2 separate regions of the Homo sapiens genome follow, and region 1 is linked to region 2. Evidence: chromatin loops called from intact Hi-C (ENCODE). Cell type or tissue: mammary epithelial cell. All regions are shown on one strand. Each heading gives the region's core, and the rest is flanking DNA. Links, peaks and the distances in the headings are about the cores only. Region 1 has its middle 140 kb from the start of LINC02225. Region 2 overlaps LOC101928505 (a long non-coding RNA gene).

The links. Peaks named below come from ENCODE experiments on the same cell type or tissue, not always from the same donor. Only the 100,000 strongest peaks of a DNase experiment are listed, where the experiment ranks them.
Region 1: a loop joins it to region 2, with 6 times the contacts of the local background. A loop is called at or near these places in 6 of 110 quality-filtered maps.

Annotation. Positions count from the first base shown.
Region 1 is chr5:57,754,702-57,760,091 of GRCh38, forward strand. No RefSeq gene overlaps it. Among named protein-coding and RNA genes, the nearest start is that of LINC02225, 140 kb to the right of the region's middle. In mammary epithelial cell, for the core only: a CTCF peak has its summit at 2,369 (motif pointing left); a DNase peak (open chromatin) is centred at 140.
Region 2 is chr5:57,653,673-57,659,062 of GRCh38, forward strand. All of the region lies in intron 1 of LOC101928505 (a long non-coding RNA gene), which reads left to right. Among named protein-coding and RNA genes, the nearest start is that of LNCBRM, 86 kb to the left of the region's middle. In mammary epithelial cell, for the core only: no CTCF peak of the experiment used is centred there; no DNase peak of the experiment used is centred there.

The DNA.
Region 1 (5,390 bases), core at 133-5,132, 100 kb after region 2:
AAGTATTTGCAATTGATTTTCAGAATGAATCATATTCTTAATAATTGCACAAGATTACTCACAAATTCAAGGGAGTTAGATTTAAAAAACTGACTCAAAATCAAATGAACCCAATTTATAACTTGTGCTTACAACATGTTCTCATATGACACCCACAAATGTTTCTTTTGTGAAGACTCAACCTCAAGTTACAGAGAAGGGAAATTTCTACTTCCATGACTTTGCCAGTAACACAATCACAGTGGTAATATGCAATGTTCTTATTTCATTATATGGGGCATAGAACAGTTTGCTGACTTAATTGGCAAATAACTGTCTTTTCAAGACAATTGAGAGGTCAATATCTGAAGAATGAGTGAAATGGAAATATTCAGAAATGTCCTAAGTGAACCATAAAGAAAGTTGAGTCTCCAAGATCTCAAGATGAAAGCATTGATGATGAGAAAGCTGCCTGTGATTCCATGTGTACATTGTGAGTAGTAATTTAGCAAAGTCATTCACTGACTGGGAAATATCTACTATGCACCAAGTCTAGAGTCACAATAATGAGTTTGGCAAATGAGCTGAGGGGCTATTTGTATGAAGCTCATGAACTAATTAGGGGTAACAAAGAAATAATAAAAAAATAAAGTGTAATGGGGAAAGGCAGAGTTCTACAAGGATAGAGAGATCAAGAAATTTTGCTGGTTGGCTCTCACTGCTTTGATGGCCTGGTTTTGATACCTATGTAGAGCCTTGGCAAAATACACTAAAATTATTTTTAACATTAGTGTTGATGAGAAGATCAAACTGTTTTAATTCTCTGGACTGCTTAAGAGTCACATGCCCTTACGACAAGAGTAGGTTTCATACTGTAAGCTACAGGTAAGATTTTTTTAGGATTGAGGATTAAATGTTTTATTCCTGTAAGGTTTTCTATTCCTTTCATCTACCAATATCCAAGGAGATGCTAATGTAAAAACTCTTCAGAACTGCTTTCCATCTCTTTTCCTTCCCCTACATCCCATTAAAAATGGAGTAGGCAGGAATATAATTAATAACAGTAGGCTATTTTCTGGGAGGAAAACACCCAGCTGTAGGCACTGAGAGATGCATTCATTCATTCATTTGCATTTTTTGAGTGCTGGCATGCCCTAAGCATTATGCTAGGAGCTATAGATTTCAGACTCTGGTAGTTAGAAAAAAAATGGCTTCCCGAAATGTCCACATTCTATTCCCAGGAACTGGTGAATATGTTAGATTGTATGGCAAAGGGGAATCAGAGTTGCAGATGAATTAAGGTTGCCAATCAGCTGACACTGAAATAAGAAGATTATCCTGGATTATCCAGCTGGGCCCAATATAATCACAAGCGTGCTTTTTAGAGTAAGGAGGAAGCGGAAGAGGGAGAACAAAACAGATTGCAGCATGAAAAGAAGATTGGCCTGGAGTTGTTGGCTTTGAAGATGAAGAAATGAGACCATGAACCAAAGAATGCAGGTAGTGTCTAGAAGCTAGAAAACACGAGGTAATGAATTATTCCTTAGAACCTCTAGAAAGCAACAGTCCTGCCAATACCTCAGTTTTAGCCCAGTGAGACTGATTTCATGCTCCTAACCTCCAGACCTATAAAATAAGTTTTTGTTGATTTAAGTCACTAAGTATGATAATTTGTTACAATAGCAGGGGGGACTGAAGCACAGACCATACTGCAGTGTCTGCCCTCAAAGAATTAATGGACCATTGGAGGTGTTAAGAATTCAATGAGGGAAGGTTCTAGCCAGTGACACTGAGTGCTGACCAGGGCTGGAATTGAAAAAGGCTTGTAGAAAAGACAAAATATCCTCCATGCTGGACGAGACAAGAGCATTGAGGTCATAGCATTTTTGCTTCCATGTGGTCATTTATGCCCAAGAACAGATGAACTAACACTTTGAGGGCATTTTCTTATACAGCTGGGGAATTTGCCAGAGAAACAAGCAGCTGGGCCCACAGAAGGTTGGAGGGGTGGAGGAAGGAATGAGACCCAGGTTTAAAAGGATCAGAGATGATTATATTTTATATACCACCTATATACTGACTTCTAACACATGTATCTTCAGCTCATACACAGCCCTCTCCAAACTGCAGATCTAACTATGAACCCCAAATGTCTCCTTGGGTAGCTACTGAACAACCAACCCCAAACTCTCGATCTTCTCTTTCAGTCCTGCTCCTATCCCAATATTTTCCCTTTCAATAAATGGCACTGCTACTTTTTGAGTTCTTCAGGACAAAGACCTTGGAATCTTCCTTGGCTACTCATTTCCACTCACATTCCACATCCAACCTATCTGGAAATCTGGTTAGCTCCACCTGCAGTATATTTGCAGAATGTAATCATCTCTCACTACCTCTACTGCTATATGTCTGGTCTAAGTTATCTTTATCTGGCTCACTTAAATAGCATCAAACTGATTCCCTTGATTCCATCGTTTTCCAATCACAGTCTATTCTTTTTTTTTTGTTTTTTTTTTTGAGATGGAGTCTTATTCTGTCACCAAAGCTGGAGTGCTGTGGTGTGATCTCAGCTCACTGCAGCCTTACGGTTTCAAGCAATTCTCCTGCCTCAGCCTCCTGAGTAGTTGGGATTACAGGCGCCCGCCACCATGCCCAGCTAATTTTTTGTATGTTTAGTAGAGGCGGGGTTTCACTACGTTGATCAGGCTGGTCTCAAACCCCTGACCTTGTGATCCGCCCACCTCGGCCTCCTAAAGTGCTGGGATTACAGGCGTGAGCCACCACACCCAGCCTGCAATCTATTCTTAACATAGAATCCAGGATAGTTCTTTCAAAATTATTTCTCTGCTCAAAACTTTCTGTGATGTACAGTCTCACTCAGAGTAAAAACCAAAACCCTTCTAGGTATTTACCCAAGGGAAGTAAAACTTTTATTCACACCAAGTGTGTACAAAAGTGTTTGCAGCAGCATTAAACAAAATAGTTAAAATGTAGAAACAGTCTGAATGTTTATTAACTGAACATGAATGGATAAATAAAATGTGATGTATCCAAACACCAGACTATTATTTGGCAATATGAAGCAATGAAGTATTGATACATATTATGACATGGATGAATCTTGAAGACATTATGCTAAGTGAAAAAAGCCAGTCACAAAATATCATGTTTGATTTCATTTATATGAAATTCCCAGAATAGGCAAATCTCTAGAGACAGAAAGTAGATTAATGGCTGCGAGGGACTAGGGGAAGAGGAAGTAGAGAGCAACTACTAATGGGTGTGGGGTTTCTTTTGAAGTGATGATAATGTTCTGGAATTAGATAATAATGACGGTTGCACAGCGTTTTGAATATACTAAAAACAACTGAATTATACCTGGAGGAACGTATATATCTGGACCTAGTTGGGCTTCCATCAGAAAGGCAGAAGGATGTTGAGAAGATGAACAAAAACTTCTGCTTCATTCTTGTAGGCATTTGAGTTTGTAACTGTGTCTAAATCTTCTCTGCTTGGAGAAGTTCTGACATAGAGTTGAGCATAGGTTAAGACATAAAAAACCTTGCCAGTATATTGAACATTTCCTAATTAAGCTTTCAGGAAATAAATGGCCAAAGCATAAGGTTAGTAAATAAAATGGTGGTTCCTGTGTAGGTAGTCAAGTGAATTAAAGGATAGAGTAATTTTTTTTTAGTTTATGCATATCAGTTTAGCCAAATACTAACAAGCATGGACTGCTGGGGTTCCAAGGGAGCCCCAAGTCTCCTTGAATATTGATGCGGTTACTAGGACCCTTATTCCAAATAGCATTATGAGCCAAGCTTAAAACATAAAATAGAAACGCACATTGGACGGGTGAGTTACAGTCATCATTTACTTATTCATTCATTTTTTTACCCTTCATTCAACAAATATTTTTTGAGTCCTGTCCAGCCCTGTGGATAGAAAGAGACTGAGTGTCATTACTCTGCCATTATGGAGCTTAGAATCTGGTGGAGAAGACAGACATTAATCAAATTATTGTACAAATAAAAGTAAAACAATTGGGAAACATAAAAAAGAACACACAGGTGAACAGGGCTTACCTGTGGAATTGATAACTGAGCTGATATCTGGAGAAAAGAAAGAGGTATATAATTGAAGGTTGAAGGTGGTTTGTGGTAAAAGAGATGGGGGGGTGGTGGCTCACAGTTTTAGGAGGAAGAAAAGGTGTTTGGCAGGAAGAAACACGATGCACCACTGGAAGCGATAGAAGGCTGGTGTGCTTGGAAGCCAGATGAAGAAGGAGGGTGATCTGTAGGATAAATCTCCAGCCTCTTTGAGGGCCCTTAGGTCATGTTGAGGCATTTTGATCTGAATCCCAAAAGCAGTGGTAGGCTATTGGAATGTTTAGGCTGGACTGACATGGCCAGACTTGCACTTCTAATAGATGCCTCTTGCTAAATTGGGAAGATCAAATTAGATGGAAAGCTCTAAGTCTGAACATGGAGGTAGAGATTAGGATGTCATTACTAAGTTGAACTATATGCAATTGTCTGTATTTTATTGTTATTACTCAAATTTCATATGGCTCAACATAATATATTAAATATAAAAAAACTAATTGGACTAACAGCTATAGTTGAACTAATATTTACTTTTTACTATCTAGTTGAAAGGAACTTACAGTTAATATGTAACATTCGTTGAGTACTCAATGCTTATTACTTCAACAAATAATTCTGTGTGTATTGAGAGCCTATTAGGTGCCAGGTCCTGTTCCAGACACTGGAGATTAAGCAATGAACAAAATAGACAAAAAAACAAACAAACAACAAAACAAAAACACCCTTTCCACATAGAGCTTTCATTGTAGTGAGGGGAAACAAATAATAAATAAATAAGAAAAAGTATATATTATGTCTGATAGTCAAGTGTTATGAAGAAAATTGAACAGGGTGATGGTTGTAATTTTTAACAAGATTGTTTGGAAGGGTTCACTGATAAGGTAACATTTGAGCAGGTAAGGAAGTGGATTATATAGTCAGGGGAAGGTCCTTTGAAGTCAGAAAAAGAAAACAATGCAAAACCTTGAGGCTAGAACATGTCTGGAGTGCTCTAGGAATAGCAAGACCAGTGTGGGAGAGCAAAGAGCTTGAAAGAGAAACAAGCGGATGACATGGGCAGGTGTTGAGGTGAGGGTGGGGGATCTCCAATCCTGCAGGCCTCCAGGTCACTGTAAAGACTTTGCATTGTTCTTTCTTCCAATGGGAAGACTCCGGAGGCTGTGAAGAGAAGGAAGTACAATCTGACTTACATTTTAATAGTAACCTTCAACTGCTCTGTGGAGGAAAGACTATGGGGGAAGAGTGGTGGCAGGGAGATCATTTGGAGGCTTTGTAGAAATCCAGGGGGAAATAGTATGATACATT
Region 2 (5,390 bases), core at 256-5,255:
GTAAAATTTGAAAATGTATCTTTGCATTATTTAGTGATCTTTCCTTCCCTTAACATGACTTTTTTCAGAGCTCATCTCTGTGGTTTGGCATGGCTACAGTTCACTGTCCTATTTTAAAAGACAATCCCAGGTTATTATGAGGAGGGTTAGCTGAGGAGACAGAGCAGGACTGTCTCTCAAATCTTCTTCTGGAAGGCATGAACCGAGCATGTACAAGCAATAAACCTATTTCCACAAGCTTGTCAGTGTATTAAGCCACATACAACATTGATATATTAGTGCTAAATCTCAAATTAGCTACTGGATTTTTAGAACTAAGGGAGGAGAGCCAAACAAAGAAGTTTCTTGTGAATCTATAGCAGCTCCAGGCAGCTGATGAGCTACCAGCCGCTAGTCCTATGAACAGATATTCTGGGCTGTCTATTTATAGTGCCATCTTGTCACATGGGCTGGCATTGTTGTCTGGCGTTATTCTTTACTGTCAGGGAGCTTTACTTTTGGAATAGCCAACTCCTTTCAGTAGACTAAATGGGTTTTTAAGCAGGCCAGCACTGAATCCTGGACTGTACAGCCAAAAAGGTGTAGAAGTTCTAACTCCCTCATTTTTTACACAGGGAGAAATTGAGGTCCCTAGAGATTAGAACACTGCTTAGTTACAGAGTTAGAAATACACCCCATGCCTCTTGACTCCAAGTCTAGTGCCTTTAGCAAAAACTTAAACTAGGAATTTTGTTTTGTTTTGTTTAGATGAGGGTGAGTTTTGGATATGAGGGGGCCAAAGATTTTTAAAAAATTCTTAAACCATATAATTAAACAAATTAACATTTTGTAGTGTCTGAGGCTCCTCTATTATTTGCATAAGCAAAGGAAGAAAAAGAGATGCGTATTCTTTCAACACTTGCCACTGATAATGGTAAATATATGTTAACAATGGCATGATCTGAATAACTTCAAGAAAGACTCAACCCTGCTTATTTAGGTGCAGGCTTAACACATGTAGGTGTACTCAGTTGACCAATGGTATCTGTGACCCTGGATAAGGCACTAAGCAGTCCTGAAAATGTTTCCTCTGCTGTTAAAAAAATTGACCCAGACTTGTTTACATGTAAAATTTTAAAAATTGTAAAATATTTATGAGGATAAAGTATTAAAATTATTTTTTGTAATTGCTACATTGTAATTATAGAAGTGCATCCTCTTCCGTATACATCTGTTACCAGGGCAACTGCATGGATAGTCTATGGAGTTGTACTCCAGGGGTGCAATTAACATAGACTATGGTGCAGGCGGTAGCCTCACTGGCTTTGAACTATGCAAGGGCCCTGCTACCATATGTGATTATATCTTTTTGTTAAAAATAATTTTTTATTTTTTATTTTTGTGTGTATACAGTAGGTGTATGTATTTACGGGGTACATGAGATGTTTTGATACAGGTATGCAATGCATAATAATCACATCATGGAAATGGGGTGTCCATTCCCTCAAGCATTCATCCTTTGTGTTATAAACAATCCAATTATACTCTTTTCATTTTTTTAAATGTACAGTTAAATTATTATTGACTATAGTTGCCCTGTTGTGCTGTCAAATACTAGGCCTTATTTATTCATTCTATTTTTATGTACCCACTAACCATCCCCTCCTCCCCGACACCTCCCAATACCCTTCCCAGCCTCTGGTAACCATTCTTCTACCTTCCGTCTTGCTGGGCTCTCAGTATGTACATTGTGCAGTGCAGGATTGCTCTTCAAAACATGGCCTTGGATAGCCTTTTCCTGGTAGAATGCCTCTTGGACTTTATAACTTCAAACAACATGCTTAGGTCTTAAATCAATATTTTTGACAACGTTTATAAGAAATTATAAGCACACTTCATTTCATTGCATTCACTTTATTGCACTTTTCAGATAGCATTTTTTTTTACAAATTGAAGGTTTGTGGCAACCCTGCGTCAAGCAAGTCTATCGGCACCATATTTCCAACAGCACGTGCTCACTTCATGTCTCTGTGTCACGTTTTGGTAATTCTTACAATATTTTATACTTTTTCATTATTATATATATTATGGTGATTGTGATCAGTGATCTTTGATGTTAATAACATAATTATTTTGGGATGCCACGAACTGCACCCATGTAAGTTGGTGAACTTAATTGATAAATATGCATGTTGTGACTTGTCCACTGACCAGTCATTCCCATATTTCTCTTCTTCTCCTTGGACATCCCTATTTCCCAAGTCACGACAATATTGAAATAGACCAATTAATGACCCTACAATGGCCGCTCAGTGTCCAAGTGAAAAGAAGAGTGGCAGTGCTCTCATTTTAAAGCAAAAGCTAGAAATGATGAAGTGTAGTAAGGAAGGCATTTTAAAAGCTGAAATGGACAGAAAGCTAGGCTTCTTGTACCAAACAGCCAAGCTGTGAATGCAAAGAAAAATTTATTGAAGGAAATTAAAAGTGCTACTCCAGTGCACACAAAAAGAAAGAAAGCAAAACAGCTTTATTGTTGATATGGGGAAAATTTTAGTGGTCTGGATAGAAAATCAAGTCAGCCTCAACATTCCCTTAAGCCAAAGCCTAATTCAGAGCAAGGCCCTAATTCACTAATTCTCTAAAGGCTGAGAGAGATGAGGAAGCTGAAGAAGAAAGGTTTGAAGCTAGCAGAAGTTGGTTCATGAGGTTCAAGGAAAGGAGCCATCTTTGTAATCTAATTGCAAGGTGAAACAGCAAGTGCTGTTGGAGAAGCTGCAGCAAGTTATTCAGAAGATCTGGCTAGTTAATTGATGAAGGTGTGTACATTAAACAACAGATTTTCAATGTAGATGAAACAGCCTCCTGTTGGAAGAAGTTGCCATCTAGGACTTTCATAGAGAGAAGTCAATACCTGGCCTCAAAGCTTCAAAAGACCAGCAGACATTCCTGGGGCCTAATGCAGTTAGTGACTTTAAGGTGAAGCCAATGCTCATTTACAACTCAGAAAAACCTAAGGTCCTTAAGAATCATGTGAACTATACTCTGTCTGTGCTCTAGAAATGGAACAACAAAGCCCAGATGATAGCATAGCTATTTACAGAGTGGTTTCCTGAATATTTTAAACCTATTGTTGAGGCCTACTGCTTAGAAAAAAAGATTTTTTTCAAAATATTGCTGCTTATTGACTATTCGTCTAGTCCCCCAAGAGTTCTGATGGAGATGTACAAAGAGATAAATTTTTTTTCATGCCTGCTAACACAACATCCACTCCGTAGCCCATGGATCAAGAAGTCATTTTGACTTTCAAGTCTTATTATTTAGGAAATATATTTCACAAGGCTATGCCTGCCATACATGTGATTCCTCTGATCAATCTGGGCAGAGCACATTACAAACCTTCTGAATAGGGTTCACCAGTCTAAATGCCATTAATGACATTCATGATTCATGAGAGGAGGTCAAAATATCAACATTACCAGGAGTTTGAAATACATTGATTCCAACTCTCACAGATGACTTTGAGAGGTTCAATACTTCAGTGGAGGGAGTAACTGCATATGTGGTGGAAATAGCAAGAGACCTAGAATTAGAAGTGGAGCCTGAAGATGTGACTGAATTCCCATAATCTCATGATAAAACTTGAACCAGTGAGAAGTTGCTTCTAACGGATGAAGCAAAGAAAGGGGTTTCTTGAGATGGAATCTACTTCTGGTGAAGATGTTGTGAACATTACTGAGATGACAACAAAGGATTTAGAATATTGCATAAATTTAGTTGTAAAGCAGCAGCAGGGTTTGAGAGGATTAACTCCAATTTTGAAAGAAGTTCTACTGTGAGTAAAATGCTGTCACACAGCATCACATGCTACAGAGACATCTTTCATGGACAAGTCAATCAATGTGGCAAACTTCATTGTTGTCTGATTTTAAGAGATTGCCACAGTCACCCTAGACTTCAGCAACCAGCATACTGATCAGTCAGCAACCATCAAAATCGAAGCAAGACTCTCCAGCAGCAAAAAGATTATAACTTGCTGAAGGCTCTGATGTTCGTTAGCATTTTTAGCAATAAGGTATTTTTTAATTAAGGTATATACTTTTTAAAGACACAATGCTATTGTACATTCAATAGACTACAGTACAGTGTAAAGATAACTTTTATATGCACAGATAAACCAACAAATGCTTGTGACCCACTTTACTGTGATATGCATTTTATTGTGGTGGTCTGGCACTGAACCCACAATATCTCCCAGGTATGCCTGTGCATTTATATTCTTAAAATAAAAAAAAAATCCTACTTTTTCCAAAATGGTAAAAATTATTGTGGAAACTTCTTGATTTATATTTCAAATTCAACTATTGGAAATCAAAATCACATAAAGACAAAGTCTGAAAATGCACCAAATGTCAGCAAGGGGAGCTTGAAGGTTTTAAGAGATACATTTGTATGTTCACGGTCCTAAAAGAGTTATCTCAGTGTCATATTTAGTGCCATGTGCTATTGTGTGCTTGGCTGGTCCTGAGCACATTTCCACACTGATTGACATTGCAAATGGAACAAATTCTGCTCTTAATTCCTCTGCATGCAGTTTTTCAAGAGCTCCATGACAACCTTTTAACCCATCTTTTGAAAACCAGCCTGCTTTGCAAGAGCAACAACTTTCACTCTGGCTTGAACTCCCTCTTCAGTCTTTGACATAGGCCACAAATTACAGGGTTAGTTTCTTACATGTACCCTTCATTTTGGTGTGAAAACTTTTTCCTGTTATTTCTTGCTGAACTCTAGAATTATCCCTCAGTTTAAAGTATTTGATTCTATTGGCTGTAGAAACATGCCAAGCTAAACAGCTAAATTCTTAAGCCTCCCTTGCCGGTTTTGGGTAACCGTATGAGAGAATTCCAGCCAATGAGCTATAAATGGAAGTTGTTGGGGAGTCTCTTCAAAGGGGAAGTATGTGCCTATTTGCCCTACCTATTCTTTCTTCCTTTTGTCTGAAACATGTGTAGGATGGGTGGAGCTTCAGTAGCTATCTTGAGAACACAAGTGTCATGCCCAAAGGATGGTGAAATAGAAAACTAGAAAGAACCTGGATCTCCAATGACATCGAGGAGTACCACAACAGACCTAGCTTAGCTCCCTTTGGACTTCTTTTATACTGGAGAAAAATTAACCCTGAATATATTCAACATAGTATTTTGGGGGGTTTGGAACACAATTTCTATTTTTAAAAAATCTTTTAAGTTCAGGGGACATGTGCAGGATATGCTGGTTTGTTACCTAGGTAAACTTGTGTCATGGGGGCTTGTTGTGCAGATTATTTCACCACCCAGGTATGAAGCCTAGTACCTATTAGTTATTTCTCCTGATCCTCTCCCTCCTCCCAGCTTCCACCCTCTGCTAGGTCCCAG